Linked DNA regions of Homo sapiens: all the other regions are linked to region 3. Evidence: read pairs that join two places in POLR2A ChIA-PET (ENCODE). Cell type or tissue: PC-9. All regions are shown on one strand. Links, peaks and the distances in the headings refer to the core of each region. The heading gives the core; the rest is flanking DNA.

Evidence for each region. Peaks named below come from ENCODE experiments on the same cell type or tissue, not always from the same donor. Only the 100,000 strongest peaks of a DNase experiment are listed, where the experiment ranks them.
Region 1: POLR2A ChIA-PET joins it to region 3 with 7 read pairs; 9 of 35 experiments call an interaction of 5 or more read pairs at or near these places.
Region 2: POLR2A ChIA-PET joins it to region 3 with 9 read pairs; 11 of 35 experiments call an interaction of 5 or more read pairs at or near these places.

Annotation. Positions count from the first base shown.
Region 1 is chr12:6,087,190-6,092,189 of GRCh38, forward strand. All of the region lies in intron 6 of VWF (von Willebrand factor), which reads right to left. Among named protein-coding and RNA genes, the nearest start is that of VWF, 35 kb to the right of the region's middle. In PC-9, for the core only: no CTCF peak of the experiment used is centred there; a DNase peak (open chromatin) is centred at 2,072; H3K4me3 peaks cover 549 bases; H3K27ac peaks cover 1,679 bases.
Region 2 is chr12:6,341,920-6,348,084 of GRCh38, forward strand. It overlaps SCNN1A (sodium channel epithelial 1 subunit alpha), which reads right to left. Exons shown (of 13, transcript NM_001038.6): 13 at 4,928-6,165. The coding sequence ends at 5,954. LOC112268088 (a long non-coding RNA gene) reads left to right here and starts at 3,885. Exons shown (of 2, transcript XR_002957396.2): 1 at 3,885-4,097; 2 at 4,446-5,159. It overlaps TNFRSF1A (TNF receptor superfamily member 1A), which reads right to left and starts at 157. Exons shown (of 10, transcript NM_001065.4): 1 at 1-157. It also overlaps the pseudogene RN7SL391P. RefSeq lists enhancers at 1-59, 3,958-4,458. In PC-9, for the core only: no CTCF peak of the experiment used is centred there; a DNase peak (open chromatin) is centred at 3,642; H3K27ac peaks cover 1,623 bases.
Region 3 is chr12:6,277,155-6,282,747 of GRCh38, forward strand. All of the region lies in intron 2 of LOC105369625 (a long non-coding RNA gene), which reads right to left. Among named protein-coding and RNA genes, the nearest start is that of PLEKHG6, 31 kb to the right of the region's middle. RefSeq lists a silencer at 1,360-1,839 and enhancers at 2,849-3,143, 3,975-4,474. In PC-9, for the core only: a CTCF peak has its summit at 1,836; DNase peaks (open chromatin) are centred at 277, 1,157, 1,587 and 3,047; H3K4me3 peaks cover 1,492 bases; H3K27ac peaks cover 4,557 bases.

The DNA of each region.
Region 1 (5,000 bases), core at 1-5,000, 190 kb before region 3:
ACCTGCTTCTCCAGTATTCAGGGACACGGAAGGACAGGGCTTTAGCTTCGAACGGGCATACAATGAAAGAAGGAATTTACCAGGGAGTAAAGGAGGGCTGCCTAGGGCTGAGGTCTGCAAGATGGCTGGGAAGCGCCCAGCAAGGGTGTCTCAAAGACTTAACTCTTTTTTTTTTTTTTTTTTTTTTGAGACAGAGTCTCACCCTGTCGCCCAGGCTGGAGTGCAGTGGTGCGATCTCGGCTCACTGCAAGCTTCGCCTCCCGGGTTCACGCCATTCTCCTGCTTCAGCCTCCCGAGTAGCTGGGACTACAGGCGCCCGCCACCACGCCCGGCTAATTTTTTTTTTTTTGTATTGTTAGTAGAGACGGGGCTTCACTGTGTTAGCCAGGATGGTCTCGACCTCCTGACCTCGTGATCCGCCCGCCTCGGCCTCCCAAAGTGCCGGGATTACAGGCTGAGCCCCCGCGCCTGGCCAAGATTTAACTCTTACAGTCAAGGTCACAGCATAACCTGTCTACCCAGACACAGTTTGTGGAGAGCATTCATGCGGCAGGTAGGGGGTTGAAGTAGATATCTGCTAGATTCTCAACCAACTCTGAGTTCTTATGAGCCTAAGATTCCTAACATTGATGAAAAGAAATTTCTTCCACTTCAGACAGCTGTCGGAGGTTGCTGCTGCTGCTGAATGATTCACCACTCTACGGTAGGTAGAGTGGTAACTGGTGCACTCAGTTTCTCAATAGAGACTGATCGCCTTGAGGAGGTGATCCTGAGCGAGGAGATGATGGTCACAGAGACTGTGCCTCCCTGAGGAAGCCAGGCCAACACCATCACATGTCATGATGCAAGCCACACAGTCCACACAGTGGCAACACACCAAGTGACTACTGTTCATATGGTAGACATTGTAGAGGTATATACATGTACATTATATGTTCAGTTATTATGTTTATCTTGGCCGTTTCCCGGCAGGTGGTGGTGAAGTTTCTTGAGAAAGGGGTGCCTTTGGCCGGGCGCGGTGGCTCACGCCTGTAATCCCAACACTTTCGGAGGCCGAGGCGGGCAGATCATGAGATCAGGAGATCGAGACCATCCTGGCTAACACGGTGAAAACCCGTCTCTACTAAAAAATATAAAGAATTAACTGGGCGTGGTGACAGGCGCATGTAGTCCCAGCTACTCGGGAGGCTGAGGCGGGAGAATGGCGTGAACCCGGGAGGCGGAGCTTGCAGTGAGCCAAGATCGCACTACTGCACTCCAGCCTGGGCGACAGAGCGAGACTCTGTCTAAAAAAAAAAAAAAAGCGAGAGAGAGAGAGAGAAAGGGGTGCCTTTTTCTAATTAGCAAAAGCATGCTATGAGCTGGATGCAGCCCAAGCCCAGCCCCCCGGAGCCTTGGGCTTCCTGTTGCAGACAGGACTACAGGACAAAGCCAAGATCCCTTTGTAAGGTTCAGTCCTTGCTGGCCTTCCCCAGTCTGATCGAATTTTTTTAAAGTGATCTAAGGGTCTTTCTTTCTCAAAGGTACACTTTGTGATAGTTACCTGCAGATGAACATCAATTATCTGAATGTTCATAGCTTGGGGCTCCAAACTCCAACCATCTTGCCTTCAGTTTGAAAAGCTGAAAAAACTGCAAATTTGCATGCAATCAAACAAGGCCATTATCAGTCCCAGTGGAGACAGGCATTGGGTTTTGTTGGCATAACAAGGAAACATTCATTCCCTAGGTATAACTAACAAGTAATATGACCTGGCTCTCAGAATGAGCTGACTCCTTGCTATGCCCTAGAAAGACAGAAAGCACCAGAGGGTTGGGGAAGTAGATTCTGGAGGCTGTCAAGGAAAGTTTCAAGGTCAGTGTGAACTCCCACACAAAACACTCTGCCACCCCGAACGGCCCTTGGAGCCACAACAGCAGACACTCATAAATGATGCGGCATTTACCAGACCGGACTTCTGAACCTGGGGGCCCTGCGGGACTACACAGGCTGTGAACAATTCAAAAGGCCATATTAATCACCTCTTGGGAGACGAGTCATTGTGCTTCCGAGCCAGTGAAAAAACCTCGGTTGTGGGCAAACACTATCTGATTGGCTGAGGACAAAGCAGTCTTCTCTTCTCAGGTAAACAACCTGAAACCGGGAGTTCTGAGCTGGGAGGAGCTTGTGCCTCTGGGAGGTCTCACGTGTTTGTGGCCTCAGCCCAACACGAAGAACCTGGTACCCAGTTTTTTCAGCTGTTCCCAGGACACTGGTTAGTAAGGACTTTAATGCACCCAGGAGACAAAGCGAGTAGCTAGGGTACAGCTGGAGCCTCAGAAAGGTGCCCCGGGAGGCAAACAAGGCTTCTCTTGCATTCTCCCTCCCCTTTGTCTCCAGGAGACAAACCTCCCAGTCTCCCTCCTCAACCCGACCTCAGGATCAGGTTCTCCACTTGAGAATCCTGTCTTTACCTCCCACTCAGTATGGATAAATGAGATCATTCCTTTGTATTCCGAGGGTAGGGAACATTTGTCAAGTACTTACTCTGCACTGGGCTATGTTTGCAAAATAAAATGAGACCAAAAATAATAAATCTTTGAAGCCATGTTTCAGTATTAGAGGTACCTCCACAGCCACCCTGACCCCACCTCACCCACTGAAGCACCCACCACCTCCCCTTCATCTGCCTGGAGAACACTGAAGGGCAGCCGAGGGTGACCCACCTGCCAACAGCACAACTGTATGTTTGGGAAAAAAAGAAAGAAATTATGAAAATCTGTCCTCTTTTTTCTTTTTTTTTGTTTGAGATGGAGTCTCGCTGTGTCACCCAGGCTGGAGTGCAGTAGTGCAATCTCGGCTCACTGCAAGCTCTGCCTCCCAGGTTCATGCCATTCTCCTGCCTCAGCCTCCCGAGTAGCTGGGACTACAGGCACCTGCCACCACACCTGGCTAATTTTTTGTATTTTTAGTAGAGACGGGGTTTCACCATGTTAGCCAGGATGGTCTCAATCTCCTGACCTCGTGATCCACCCACCTCAGCCTCCCAAAGTGCTGGGATTACAGGCGTGAGCCACCGTGCCCGGCCGAAAATCTGTCCTCTCTTACACAATACCTCGAGTGCACTCAATTTGAAATCCATCTGGGTTCACAAACCGCTCTAGAAGGAAGGCTGGTTCCTGTCACTTACCCACTTGGAGGTGTGGAGATATCTGGGCACCTTGTTTTCCTTCTAACCTCAAGCTGTGCTCGGCTACCCAAAAGGAATGGGTTATAGTTGCGAGGGGGAAGGAGAAAAAGAATGCGTGTTGAAACTTGTGCTTAAAGCCCGGCGTGTGCTTGTCCTGCTTCTGCCGGCTCCCATTCTCAAGGCAGGGGCACTCCAGCGGAAAACACGGGACAGTGGGAGAATATGGGGAGCCAGCTAACAACAACTCCTCCTCCTCCTCCTCCTCCTCCTTCTCGTCCTCCTCCTCCTCCTCATCATCATCATGGCTCTTAACAGTTGAGCCCCACTGGGCTAAACTCTATACATATTATCCCTCTCTTACCTTTTCAGTGACCCAGCAGGTACTATTTCTGCTTTACAAATGTGGAAACTGAGGCTCTGCAAAGGCACTTGTCTTGCCCAGATTCACAAAGCCAGTAAGTGAGCTGACTCAAACCCACACCCTTAGCACCACGCTCACGCCGAGGCCCAGGGTGAGAGACACTCAAGGGGCTATCAAGGGTATGGTTCAGGCATTTAGAACTTTGACTGCAAAGAAGAGGAAACTCCTCCCTTCCACAAGACAGCACCCTCCCCTCACGTGCTAGAACTCAGTCCGCCTTTGTTAGTGCCGGTACTGGGCTAGGATCCAGGTGATGCAGACTTTGATGGACTAACCAGAGGACCTAGCACCACCAAAGTCCAAGGGAAAAAGTCTTTTGGAATGTACTTGTTTATAAGGTGGAGATTGTCTGTTCACAATTTAGGCAGCTGGATTTAGCATCAACTCAGAATATTTTTCTGGGTCTGACATTCTCCTTGGTCAGAGGTCAAATTGTTCCATGAAGATGAAGACTCACTGAATTAATAACCAGCTAAAACGAAGCTTCCTCGTGTTACCGTGATGGGGGGTGGGTGGGAGGAGGGAGATGTGGGTGTGTTTTATTTTGTTTCTGGAATAGGAGAGGGCTGGGTTTCTCTACTTATGTACTTACTTAGATAAATCAGATTTCTACAAGTAAAGGAGTCTGGATTATTGTGGAGGTCACAATCCCTAGATAAATTACACCACCAATTTCCATTCATCCACCCATCCAATATTTATTAAGACCTATTATATACTGTCTCTATAGCCCAATCCACAGAAACACATAATGAAAGAGTTTTGGTTTTGGTTTTGTTTTATAGACAGGGTCTCACTCTGTTGCCCAGGCTGGAGTGCAGTGGTGCAATTGTAGCTCACTGCAGCCTCTACCTCCTGGGCTCAAGTGATCCTCCTGACTCAGCCTCCTGAGCAGCTGGGTCTACAGGTATGAGCCACCGCACCAGGCTAATAAAGGGTTTTAGAACTTAAAGAAACCTTAAGAACCTGCAAAGCCCAACTCCCCAAGAGAAACACAAGGGCCCACTGGTAGAAATAACTTGAGTAGCCTGAACCAATGTGACCCGAACAGGAAAGGGAGGGAGCCAGGCAGGGCATGAGTCCTGGCTCTGCACCTTGCTAGCTGGCGACTTGGGGCAGCTACTTAACCTCCTATGGCTTGTTTTCTCATGGGATGAACAAAATCACAGAGCACCTGCCCTACTGCTCTGCTGATGGGCTGCGCACTCGGGTGACTGCAGCATGCACTCACGCTCTGCAGAGTGGCCCATGCCCAGACAAAGGCAACTGTGGCCTGTCGCGTCCATCATGACCATGGTCCTGGGTATAGGCAGGGGCCACCCTCTTTGTGCATGTTTGTAGGTTTTCAGAAAAAAATAAAATCCTAAGCCCCCCTACCGACTAAACGGACTCCCCCTTGGCCAAAGGGAC
Region 2 (6,165 bases), core at 1,166-6,165, 66 kb after region 3:
CCTTGGGGTGACAGTTGAGGGTTGAGACTCGGGCATAGAGATCACGGCCTGGTCCCAGTGATCTTGAACCCCAAAGGCCAGAACTGGAGCCTCAGTCCAGAGAATTCTGAGAAAATTAAAGCAGAGAGGAGGGGAGAGAAGGTGGGAGGGGAAGAGTGAGGCAGTGTTGCAACAGCGGGACAGGAAGAGCTGGAGGAGGAGGCCACAGGAGGCGGGAGGAGGAGGCCCAACGTTCTTTAACTCTTTGTAGTCCAGTCACAAGCACAGGAGTCCCAGATCTGGCTGCCTTGTGCCCCCAACCCACCAATCCGACCACTCCCAACCAAACACCAAGGGGCAATAAGCCCCTTGCCCACATCACTAGCCTTTCCCAGATGGATCACAGCAGTGAAAAGATCCAGAGTCTGGGAGTCAAATTCTCTGGGTTCCAATTCAGAATGCTTAGCTTTTTAGCTAAGAATGTGTCTTGGACACATAAATGAACTTCTCAGACACATAACTGAAACTGTCTGGATCTGTTTTCCAATTTGCAGAGTGGAGATAACCTGTCTCCTGGGGTTCCTGTAAGGATTTGTTCAGATGGGAGAGATATAGATAAGCGTCCGACACATGATAGGTACTCCATGTCCCTTAGTAATCCTCCCCTTTACTCCAGAGTTCTTCACTAGCCTCCTAGTCTCCCTCTTTCTTGGGAATTTACTGATCCAATCCAAAACTCAAAGTAAGTCCCAACCCTCGTTTTCTGCCCTGACTGGGTGCCTGCCATTCCTCACCCCAGGTCTCATCCAGTCTCTGCCTGGCCAGGTCCCCCCACCCTGCCCCACTGTTGATCCTGGCTCTGCCACCAATCATGCGACATCAGGCAACTCCTCTCCTAAGCCTCTGTTGGTTCCTTGTTTATTAAACAGGGGTAACAATGTCTGCCCACCTACATGGGGAAAGTGATGCCATGAGAATCAATGAGACGTATCCACGAAGCTGCCGTGGAAATAAAGATACCTCCATCAGGTGTTCCTAGCATATTCCCAGTGCCCTTTTCCTAAATATTCCAATACATCAATTATAACTCACCTTACAGATCATCGACTACAACCCCCTAGGTTTTTTTATTTCTTCGTTTGCTTGTTTTTCATTTTTGTTTTTGTTTTGAGGGTCCGCTCCGTTTCCCAGGCTGGAGTGCAGTGGTACCATCGCAGCTCACTGCAGCCTCGACCTCCCAGGTTCAAGTAATCCTCCCACCTCAGCCTCCCAAGCAGCTGGGACTATAGGTGCATACCACCACGCCTGGGTAATTTTTGTATTTTTTGTAGAGACAGGGTCTCACCATGTTACACAGGCAGGTCTTGAACTCCTGGGCCCAAATGATCTGCCCACCTCAGCCTCCTAAAGTGCTAGGATTACAGGTGTGAGCCACCGTGCCCACCCAACTGCCCGGTTTTATAGAGGAGAAAACTGAGGTCCAGAAACCCAATGTGCCAGGAGGCAGAGCCAACAGAGAACCCCAGACTCCCGACTGCCGGTCCAAGGGCCCCTTTGGCTATGAGAGACACACTGCCACTTTTTCTGTCACTGAGTCAGACCCCACATCCTGACTCTGGTTACTTTATGCCATCCTCATTGATGCAGACATCTCCCAAGAGAATCCTACAACAAAGGTACCACATTTACCCAACTATCTTCTTGGTACAATGACCTTCCCTACATCCAGCCCCGCCCAAGGGCCTGCAGCTGCTGAGGCTGCTAGAAATGCAGGCAGACAGAGAAGAGGGAGGTCCTAGGGCTTTGGAACTTGAAACCAGAGCTCCTCACCCCTTATCCCTCTGAGATGACCTCCCAGCCCCAAGTCCACCGTCCCCTGGCTCTTCCTGGCTTCCCCTCTGTGATCCGCAGATGAGAATGGAGCTTCAGTGTCCCTCACTGCGGGGGGAGCTGACTTTACTCCACCCCATCGTCCAGCTTCTGGAGAACTGTAGGGTTGAAGCTGGATTCAGAAAGGAAGCAGCTCACCACCATCACAAAGGGAGACCCCAGGGACAGGAGAAGCGAACCCAAAGCAGTGTTCTTGAAGAAGCAGGAGCCTCAGAATCAAGTGCAAGTTTCCAGTATGAAGCAGCGAGAAGAACCTCGGTCTGCTCATCTAAAAAATGGGAAACCTGCTGGTACCCTTCACAGAGCTAGCTTGATGCTTAAATCAAGCATATAAAGTGTTTGGCAAGTGTTTGCCATATATTAAGCATTTAGTAAGTGGTAGCAATTAATTTTTTTTTTGAAACAGGAGCTTGCTCTCACCCAGGCTAAAGTGCAATGGTGCAATCATAGCTCACCTAACCTAGAACTACTGGCCTCAAGCTAGCCTCCCACATCAGCCTTCCGAGTGGCTAAGACTACCATCGCACACCACTATGCCCAGCTAGTTGTATTAATGATTAATAACAACTTCAGAAGGATAAGTGATACAGGGGAGTATGGTATGTGAGAGGGCGGCAAAAAAAAAAAAAAAAAGCAGAGTGCGGTGGCTCACGCCTGCAATCCCAGCACTTTGGGAGGCTGAGGTGGGCGGATCACAAGGTCAGGAGTTCGAGACCAACCTGACCAACATGGTGAAACCCTGTCTCTACTAAATATACAAAATTAGCCAGGCGTGGTGGCGCGTGCCTGTAATCCCAGCTACTCAGGAGGCTGAGGCAGGAGAATTGCTTGAACCCAGGAGGCAGAGGTTGCAGTGAGCCGAGATCCTGCCAGTGCACTCCAGCCTGGGTGACAGAGCGAGACTCTGTATCAAAAAAAGAAACCAACTTCAATGTCCTATTTTTTTTTTTGATAGAGTTTCACTCTTGTTGCCCAGGCTGAAGTGCAGTGGCACAATCTCGGCTCACTGCAACCTCTGACTCCCGGATTCAAGCAATTCTCCTGCCTCAGCCTCCCGAGTAGCTAGGATTATAGGCATGTGCCATCATGCCCGGCTAATTTTTTGTATTTAGTAGAGACGGGGTTTCACCGTGTTAGCCAGGCTGGTCTCAAACTCCTGACTTCAGGTGATCCACCCACCCTGGCCTCCCAAAGTGCTGGGATTACAGGCATGAGCCACCACGCCCGGCCTCAATGTCCTATTTTTAATGTTATAAGGTATTTCTAATAGTCTGTGCAAAGCGCCAAAGCCGTGACACATAGCCTGGTACAAAAGGAGAATATTTTTCAATATTTAGGATACATGCTTATTTACTCAATAACTTTACAACTTTGACACGTCATATTACATTTTTCAATAAAATTTTGTTTAAAAAAAAAGATGATGAGAAGTGAGTGGATCTAGGAATATGAAAAGCTAACACGTTTCGTGGAGGAGGTGAGAATGAGACCATCATCCCTCCAGGGACAGAAAAAAATCATGGTCAGAGGAGATGGAGAAACAGGAGAGGGGCAGACTAGGGATGACAGAATCGGCTGTTAGGGCTTGTAGAGCAAAGGATGAAGAAAACAGCTACAGAGAGCAGGGACCTTCCTCCCGCATCATGGCACACACACACACACACACATGCTTAACCCAAAGGGTCACTGGACTCCAAGTCCAGATGACGTGGGTTCTAGCCCCAGACCTGCCATTCAGACTCTATGTGTCACAGGGTGGCAGGGTGAGTCATAGAAAGGGAGCTGGGTTCATGGCAGGTTCTCTAAGAATTATGAAGCTCAGCAAGTCACTTCAACTACTAAGCCTGATAAGGAAAATGAGTCAACTTGAACCCTTTTATCGCTAACAGCCTGATTCCAACTCCTAACCCCAGGGTCCAGGAGTAACCCATAGACAAGTGAATGGAGATAAGGAGACAGCTCTGGGGAAAAAAGCAGGAGGCAAGAGAAGCAGGAGCCTGGGGGAGCTGACTGCAGTCATCCGTAATACATCTGGCTATGTCCGGCAGGTCCTCCTGCCCCAGCCAGAGGAGAGGGCACTGGGGACCAGGTGGGCCAAGGCTGAGGCTGAGGGGGCAGACAAGTGCCGTCTGCACCTGAGGGCTCTGACAGAGGAGACTGCAACACCATTTCCCCTTCATCAGCTCAAGTCCAGGAAAGGGAAGTCAGCAGTCGTCACACCGTTTCAGGTCATGACCCTGTCTACCTTCCTACCCCTGTCACCAGCTCCTTCTCCTCTTTCCCCGAAAGTCTCTTCCTCCTTTGGCTCCTCAGAACAGGGAGACTGCAATTAAGATGAATAAGACTAAGGTGGCAGGGACAGAATCCCCAAAGATGGTGAGAAAGGGTCACTTCTGGATTCCAGGTCTTATGCTGGAGTGGGGGAGAAACAAGGATCGGAGAGCTGGAGTTCCACTCGCACATCCTTCAGCCCCTCCCTGGACCTCAGTCTCTCCTTTACTAAAGCTGGGAGGATTCCCTGTGCCCCTCTCTGCAATCATGTACCAATAAGACCATATAAGGCTTTGCATTTCCAGGAGAAACTGGCCTGAGCCTCATCATCCTCCACCACCACCAGACAGCTGATGGGAGGCAGGCAGATGAGGGTTCATTGCCGCCAGGTGGTAAGTGGGACTCAGCAAGTGGAGTGGGGGATGGGGAGGTTAGTGATGATGGTGACTAAAGCAGAGAAGGAAAAGGAGGTTCAGACAGTGGAGAGGGCAAGTCTCCCCAAACACTGTGAGGTAGGTCCCCTGAAGGGGTGGCATCATGTCTTCCCCCTTCCACCCTAACATGGCCATGGGCACATAGCAGACGCTCAGCAACACCCATGGAGGAATTCACCAGAACGTTTGTCCCTCTTAAGACCCCGTGAAGAATGGTCACTTCCATGGTGCAGCCAAGGGGCATGGGAGTCTGTACCCTCTCCCAGCCCCAGGACCTCCCAGAAGCTTGGGTGATGACTTGTATCCACCCCCTACCCTCTTCATGATGCCCCATCCAGCTCTCCAGACATTCCTTCATGCAACAAACATTTATTGAGCTCCTGCCTACTTGCTCCAAGCAGGATGATGGGCTAGACATGGAGCATACATAAACGGGCAAGATTCAGTCCCTGACCGCAAGGCACTTACAGTCTAGTTGGGAAGGGAGACACAAATGTACAAGAAAGTATGGTGCAACAGCAACACTCCAGCAGATGTTATAGTGTGCTACGGGAGCCCAGGAGAAGGCGGAGTGATCAATTTTGGGGAAGACAAGATGTGGCAGAAGCGTTCACAAAAGTAATGGTGTCTGAGCAGGGTTCTAAGGGATGCATAGGAGTTCTCTGGCAGATGGTTGGGGAAACTTTCAGGCTGAGGAAATATCTCAAGCAGACATGTAGAGGTATGAAAGACACAGGGCAGAGGTGCCGGGGCATGGCTCTGTGAGGGCACGGGTATGAGGCTAGAGGAGCCCTGGGTCTGCCTTTACTTACCCGGGTCTGCTCTAGCCCTAGCCCTCGGGAGTCAGGGAAGGGGAATTGCCTAAGTAACAAAGGGGGCTTTTGGGTGGGGTTTCCCACCCAAGTTCAAGAGGAGGAGCAGACATCTGTGCTACTGGAGAGCAGTGTGGCCAGGCCAGTCGGGGGCTGGCTTAAGCCGTCGCTGGGCAGGAAACCCGTGCATGCCTGCGTGTACCCTTGGTTGTGTTTTGTCCTGGTTATCAGCGGTTTCTTAGGAAAGTTCCTTGTCAAAGCTCCAAGTTTCGCTTGGCTGATCCAAGGGAAAAAGAGACTTAGCCGCAGTTGGGTGGGGAAACCAGAGTGTTCAGAGGCAGTACCAAGGGGTACAGGGCTGGAGCCAAGGCACTTCTGGGCAGCTTCATCAGCTACTGTTCTTGGAGCAACTTCCTGAGCCCTTACCCATCTTGCTTCCCCTCCACACATCAACGGCAGTTTGGGCGGCTCTGAGAGGAAGCCCTGCACATCCTTCAATCTTGCCAGGGCCAGCACCCTCCCACCAGAGGAGCATCTGCCTTGGTGTGAGAAACCTCTCCTTCCCTCTCAGGGCCCCCCCAGAGGACAGGTGGAGGAACTGGCCCCTGCAGAGCCCCCTGGAGATGGGCGGGGGCCCAGGGTGGCATAGGCAGGGGGAGGGGCTGTCAAGGCTGGAGAGGGAGCAGGGCCTGGCTGGGACAAGGACAGAGACATGGGGTGGGGGCAGAAGTGGGAAGGAGGGGAGGATGCCAGGGTGGAGGCTACCTCCTGAGCACCCC
Region 3 (5,593 bases), core at 1-5,000:
TTTCCATAAGGAAAGCGGCTCCTCCTCCCAGGGCTGGGTTTAACACTTTGCTCTTCAGACACTGTGAAGGGCTGAACCCTTGATAGTAAGTATGTTACCAGACTCCACCAATATCTGAACACGGCCTCTAAAGTTAGGGAGTCGGGGGAACTCCTGCACTATATTTCCTAGCTGTGTGCTCTTGAGAAAGTTACCTCGCTTCTCTGAGCTTCTGTTTCCTCAGCTACCATATGCAGATAAATAATAGCACCTTATGTCCTTGTGTGGTTGTGAAATCAAATGAGATCATTGATGCCTGAGGAGCACTTGGAACAGTACCTGGCACACATAAAGATCAGCTAGTAGGCATAGATATATAAATATCCATATGTGTTTATATAAATATGCATCTATAAATATAATTATATACCTCAAATTATACACATAAAATACAGTTGATCCTTGAACAGCACATGCAAGCATTGGGGCATCAATCCTCAAGCAGTCAAACATAATTTTTTTTTTCAATGACAGCGTTCTCGCTTTTGCCCAGTCTGGTCTTGGACTCGGGTACTCAAGCAATCCCCCAACCTCAGCCTTCTGAGTAGCTGGGACTACAGGCTCCCACACCTGAGTATAACTTTTGGCTCCCCTAAAATTTAACTACCAATAGCCTACTGTTGACTTAGAAGCCTTGCAGATAACATAAACAGTAGGTAAACACGTATTTGATGTTATATGTATTATATATTGCACTCTTACAATAAAGGAAGGTAGAGAAAATATTATTAGGAAAATCATAAGAAAGAGAAAGTGTATTTACTATTCATAAATGGAAGTAGATCAGGCATAAAAGCTGAGGAAGAGGGGGAGGAGGGAGAGGAGGGTTGGTCTTGCTGTCCCAGAGACAGCAGAAAATTCTCGAATAAACGTACTCTCGCAGTTGAACGCCCTGTTGCTCAGGGTCACCTGTATCTGTAAAATGCAATCTTAGTGGAGCGCTGACTATACGCCAGGCACTATTTTAGGCACTTTGCATGCACCTTGTGAGTGGGAGGCCCAGCAGAGCTGACTTGTGAGTTCTGGGACTTTTGGAGAGTCCCTGCGTCCGTCCGTGGGCGGGATCTCCAAGGTGAGGCCGGTGGCCCAGGTTTGGCAAGTTTTCTGCAGCTTTAACACACTCGGCTTCTGAGCCAGATCCTGTCAGGACACCTTCTTCAACCTGCCAAGCGGGGACCCACCCAGGAGTTCCTATTTTTTCCTGATTTGCTCTGAGAAGAGGCCGAAACACCGGGGTACACCCAAGAACGGAGAGGGCTTTCTCCCCACGTGTTAGCCAGGGGGCACATTTCCCCCGCGGCGGCCGCCCATGGCCGGGCCTTGGCAGAGCTGTCCCTCGAATCCGGGCCGAGCCGGGGCCGGCCCCGAAACCCGCTCTGGGAGGGAAGCCACGCCCGGCCCCAGGAAAGGAGCGACGGGAGGGCCCGCGGGAACGGCCTGGCCCAGGCCCGCGCGCCCTGCCCTGTGTTCCCGGGAGGCGCGGTCTCCTGGCGGCAGGGGAGTCCCGGGAGGGCGCAGGGCGGCGCAGAGCCTGGGATCCCCGAGGGTCAGGGCGAGCCGGCGGCCAGGGCGCGGCCGGGCGGGGAAGCCAGGGGCGGAGGGGGCGCGGTAAGCCCACGGAGGGCTGACTCATCCTGGCGCCGCCCTGACTCACCCGCGGCCGCCCTGGCAGCCCCGTCCTGCCGCGCCCCCTCGCGGCCACGCGCGGAAGCGCAGCCGGGGTGCCCCGCCCCGCCCCGTCCGCGCCCTCCTCGGAGCGCCGAGCTGGCTTTGAGCTCTGGCGAGAAAGCGCCAATCGGCGGCAACCCGGGAATCCAAGGACATATGGGGTGCATTGGAGTATTTTTCCATTTTCTTGTAGATAATGAGGTCTCGCTCTGTCGCCCAGGCTGGAGCGCAGTGGCGCGATGTCGGCTCACTGCAACCTCCACGTCCCAGGCTCAAGCGATCCTCCCGCCTCTGCCTCCTGGGTAGCTGGGACCACAGGGGCGCGCCGCCACACCCGACTAATTGTTTCGTTTTTTGTAGAGGCCGGGTATTGCGGTGTTGTCCAGGCTGGTCTGGAACTTCTGGCCTCAGCCCATCCTTCGGTCTCGGCTCCCAAAGCGCTGGGATTATAGGCATGAGCCACTGCCCCCGCGCCCACTTCTGCTTCTAAAAAATGAGTTTCAGGGCCCTCTCCTGGTACCCCAAGCCAAGGCCAAGTGGGAACTGGAAGCTGGAACAGCCCAACTACCCACCCAGCCTGCAGAGGAGAGACCAGAAATAGCCCTTAGCTTCCAGGGAGATGGCGAGTGACCTGATCCTGCGCCTGGTCGGCAGGCCCTTGAGAGCAGTGGCCTCCTCTGTCTTGCTCTCCACCCGATCCTGACTTGTAAGCCCCGTTTGCCCGCATAGTCCCACAATGTACGAAATGAATGGATGGATGAGGGGCTCTGGGGTGCAAGGGAGAAGGAAGCAGGCAGAAAAGCCTTCCTCATCGGGGGGCTTCCTCCTCCACTGTCATCCGCAAGGGACTAAGGTCCTGAATGTGAGTGCCCAGCAGATCCATGCCTGGCCCCAGCACCCTGACTCACAGCCCTCTGCCTGGGACAGTTACCCATTTCTCCTTCCCGGTGGAGCTGGGTCCTGAGATGGTGGCAAATTCACTGGCGTTGAACAGAGACTGGACTAACGAGGGTGACCAGCACTTACCCGGTGCCACCTACCATTGTGCTGAGCCTTTGTGCATAGTTTTGTATTTAATACACCTACCGTGGGCGGGAGGGGGCTGCTATTGTTGTGCCCATACTAGGAGAAGGGAGTGAAGACTTAAGGAATGGCATAAGGATCATTTGCATAGCTCTTAGTTATTTGAGCAACACATTCATTTAATTCCACAGCAATGTGGGGAATGAGGGACTCTTCCCTGCTTTCCAGGTCAGCAACAGGAAAAACAAATGATTTGCTCAAGGCCACACAGCCCCAGTCCTCAAACACCAAGTTCTGGCCTTTTTCCATTTCCGGCCACTGCCACTCCACCTTTCCCCACCCCTAGGCAGCAAGAGTGACTCACTCTCTGAACTCACTCCACATCCCAATTCCAGCACCCATGAGTAACTCTCCCTTTGGATAGCTTTGCACCAAGAACAAACCTAAACAAACCCTCTGCTGGGAGGTGAACTCCTCCTTCTGTTTTGTTCCTGCTGTGTCTCCAGTTCCTAGAATGGCCAGCTCCTGGGGCTCAATAGGTTTGTTCAGTGAACGAAACCTAGACCAAAGGATGCCAGGCAGTGCCTAACAGACCTCCAAAAGACTGGAGGAGAAGGAAGTGAAGGAGTGGGGGTGGGAGTCAGTTCTGGTCCTAAACCTCCCCGGAAAGAAAAGAGATACTTCCTAGCGTTCCTTTAGTGGCCAGTCTTCATGCCTCATATCCTATGGGGTCAGAAAATTCTTCCTCAAATCTAGCCTTGATCTTATTCTCACATTCCCCACACACCTTAGGGGCAGGAAATGAGGTTGGTGTCCTCCAGGCTCCACATGGCTGCTTCCAGAAGTTACGCCCCACCCCCACCCCCACCGCACCCCCTCATGAACATCCTTTCAGGGCATCCCATTCCAGCGCTCTCTCCTCGTCGCTGTCTTCCTCTGGCCTCCTGCTCGGCCCCTGGCTCCCGTCTTGCTCTGCACCCACTCCTCTCATTATTCTAGGCAGCCTCCTCATCCGCGCGGGGGACCTGTCTGCCACCAGGGCCTCCTTGTTCCTTGTCCTCTTCTGCTCTGCTGACCACTTCCTCCACCCCAGCCTCCCACTCCTGGGGCACATCCTGACCTTGTCCTTTACCTGAAACTGACCTACCTCCGAGGCCCTGTCTCCATCCCCCTCTCTGTCCACCTGTCCCCCAAGGCCATCCCTCCTCTGGTTTCTCCTCTCACTTCAACCAGTAGAGAGACAAGGGTTCCTCATGAGAGCCACTCCTTTGCAGAAGTCCCCCATTCCCTTCCCTCTCTCTCCCTCCCGTCATACTCTCCTGACAAAGCCTTGCCCCAGATGAACCGCTCCAGGCCACACCAACAGCGCCCAGCATTGGTGGAGGAAACACAACCACCAGAGCAGATGAGGGCACTGTCACTTCTTGTCGTCACCCTCCAGTGGGCTCCCAGTGGCACCAACAGACCTAAGATGTTTGTGAAGTTGGTTCTCGCCCACTCTCCGCTGTGGCCACCATGCACAGTCTCCAGTGGCCTAGAACTCTTCTCCCCCAACCACGCCCCCTATTTCAGCTGACACACTGCTCCCTTCGTGGGGGATGTAGAGTCATCAGACAAGAACTTTCTTAACTTCCTAAGGCCAAATTCACCACTTACATGAGACCCCGCCTCCTATTTCTTTCCTGATAGCACAAAAGAGGGGCCCCCAAAAGCCAGCTGTCCACAGGCACTCTGGACTCTGTCCTCTCATGTGTCCCCACTCTGCTGACTGCATCTTTACCCTCTCCCTGCCAGATCTTCCCTTCAGCATCAAAACATGCATTTGGGGGCTGGGTGCGGTGGCTCACACCTGTCATCCCAGCACTTTGGGAGGCCAAGGCGGGCAGACCACCTGAGGTTAGACGTTCGAGACCAGCCTGGCCAACGGGGGGAAATCATCTCTACTAAAAATACAAAAATTAGCCGGGCGTGGTGGCGCTCGCCTGTAATCCCACCTACTCTGGGGGCTGAGGCGGGAAAATCGCTTGAACCCAGGAGATAGAGTTTGCAGTGAGCCGAGATCGTGCTGCTGCACTCCAGTCTGGGTGAAGGAGTGAGACTGTCTCAAAACAAAACAAAACAAACAAAAAACATGCATTTGGTAACACGGGCATCTTAAAAAGCCAAAACGATCACCCAAAGCTCCCTCCTTTCCACCTCCCCCTCACTCACGACTGCGCCCCGTTTCTCTGCTGTCTTTCAGAGCCCAGCTTCTCCGGAGCTGCCTGCTCACGAGGCTGCACTCCCTCTGGCCTCTGCCACTCCCTCCCGGCTGGGCTGAAACTGCTCTTGTCCAAGTCACCAACAGCCTCTGCGCTGCCTGCCGAGCACAGTGGGTGCCTCGTCCTCTCCCCATCGTCCTTCACAGTGGTCGCCTCCATTGTAGGCCGCTCCCTGCTCAGTCAGCTCCTGGCACTGAGCCTCCTGCTTTTCCTCCCACTCTGTGCCTCCTCCACCCAACTCTAAGCATCAGGGGCTGGTCTCGGCCCCCTTCCTCTCCATTTGCAATCTGCCTAGGCCTAGGCCATCGCTTACCTTAGATACCATCCCCAGCACCTTGACTCCCAAAGTCTCTCTCCGGCACAGACTTCCATTCAGCTCAAGACTCATACCTGACTGCCTACTTGACCTCACCACTTGAAAGCCTCCAGGACCTTAAAACAGAGCCTCACTGTCCACCCGTCCCATCAGCAGGCCCACACCACATGACAGGCCAGCCCCACTGTGACCCACACCACAGAACACCCTTGCACTTTTCACTGCGCCCAATCTCTCCTCCACCCCAGCCAGAGTGATTCTGGAATTTGTACCATGTTCATGTATT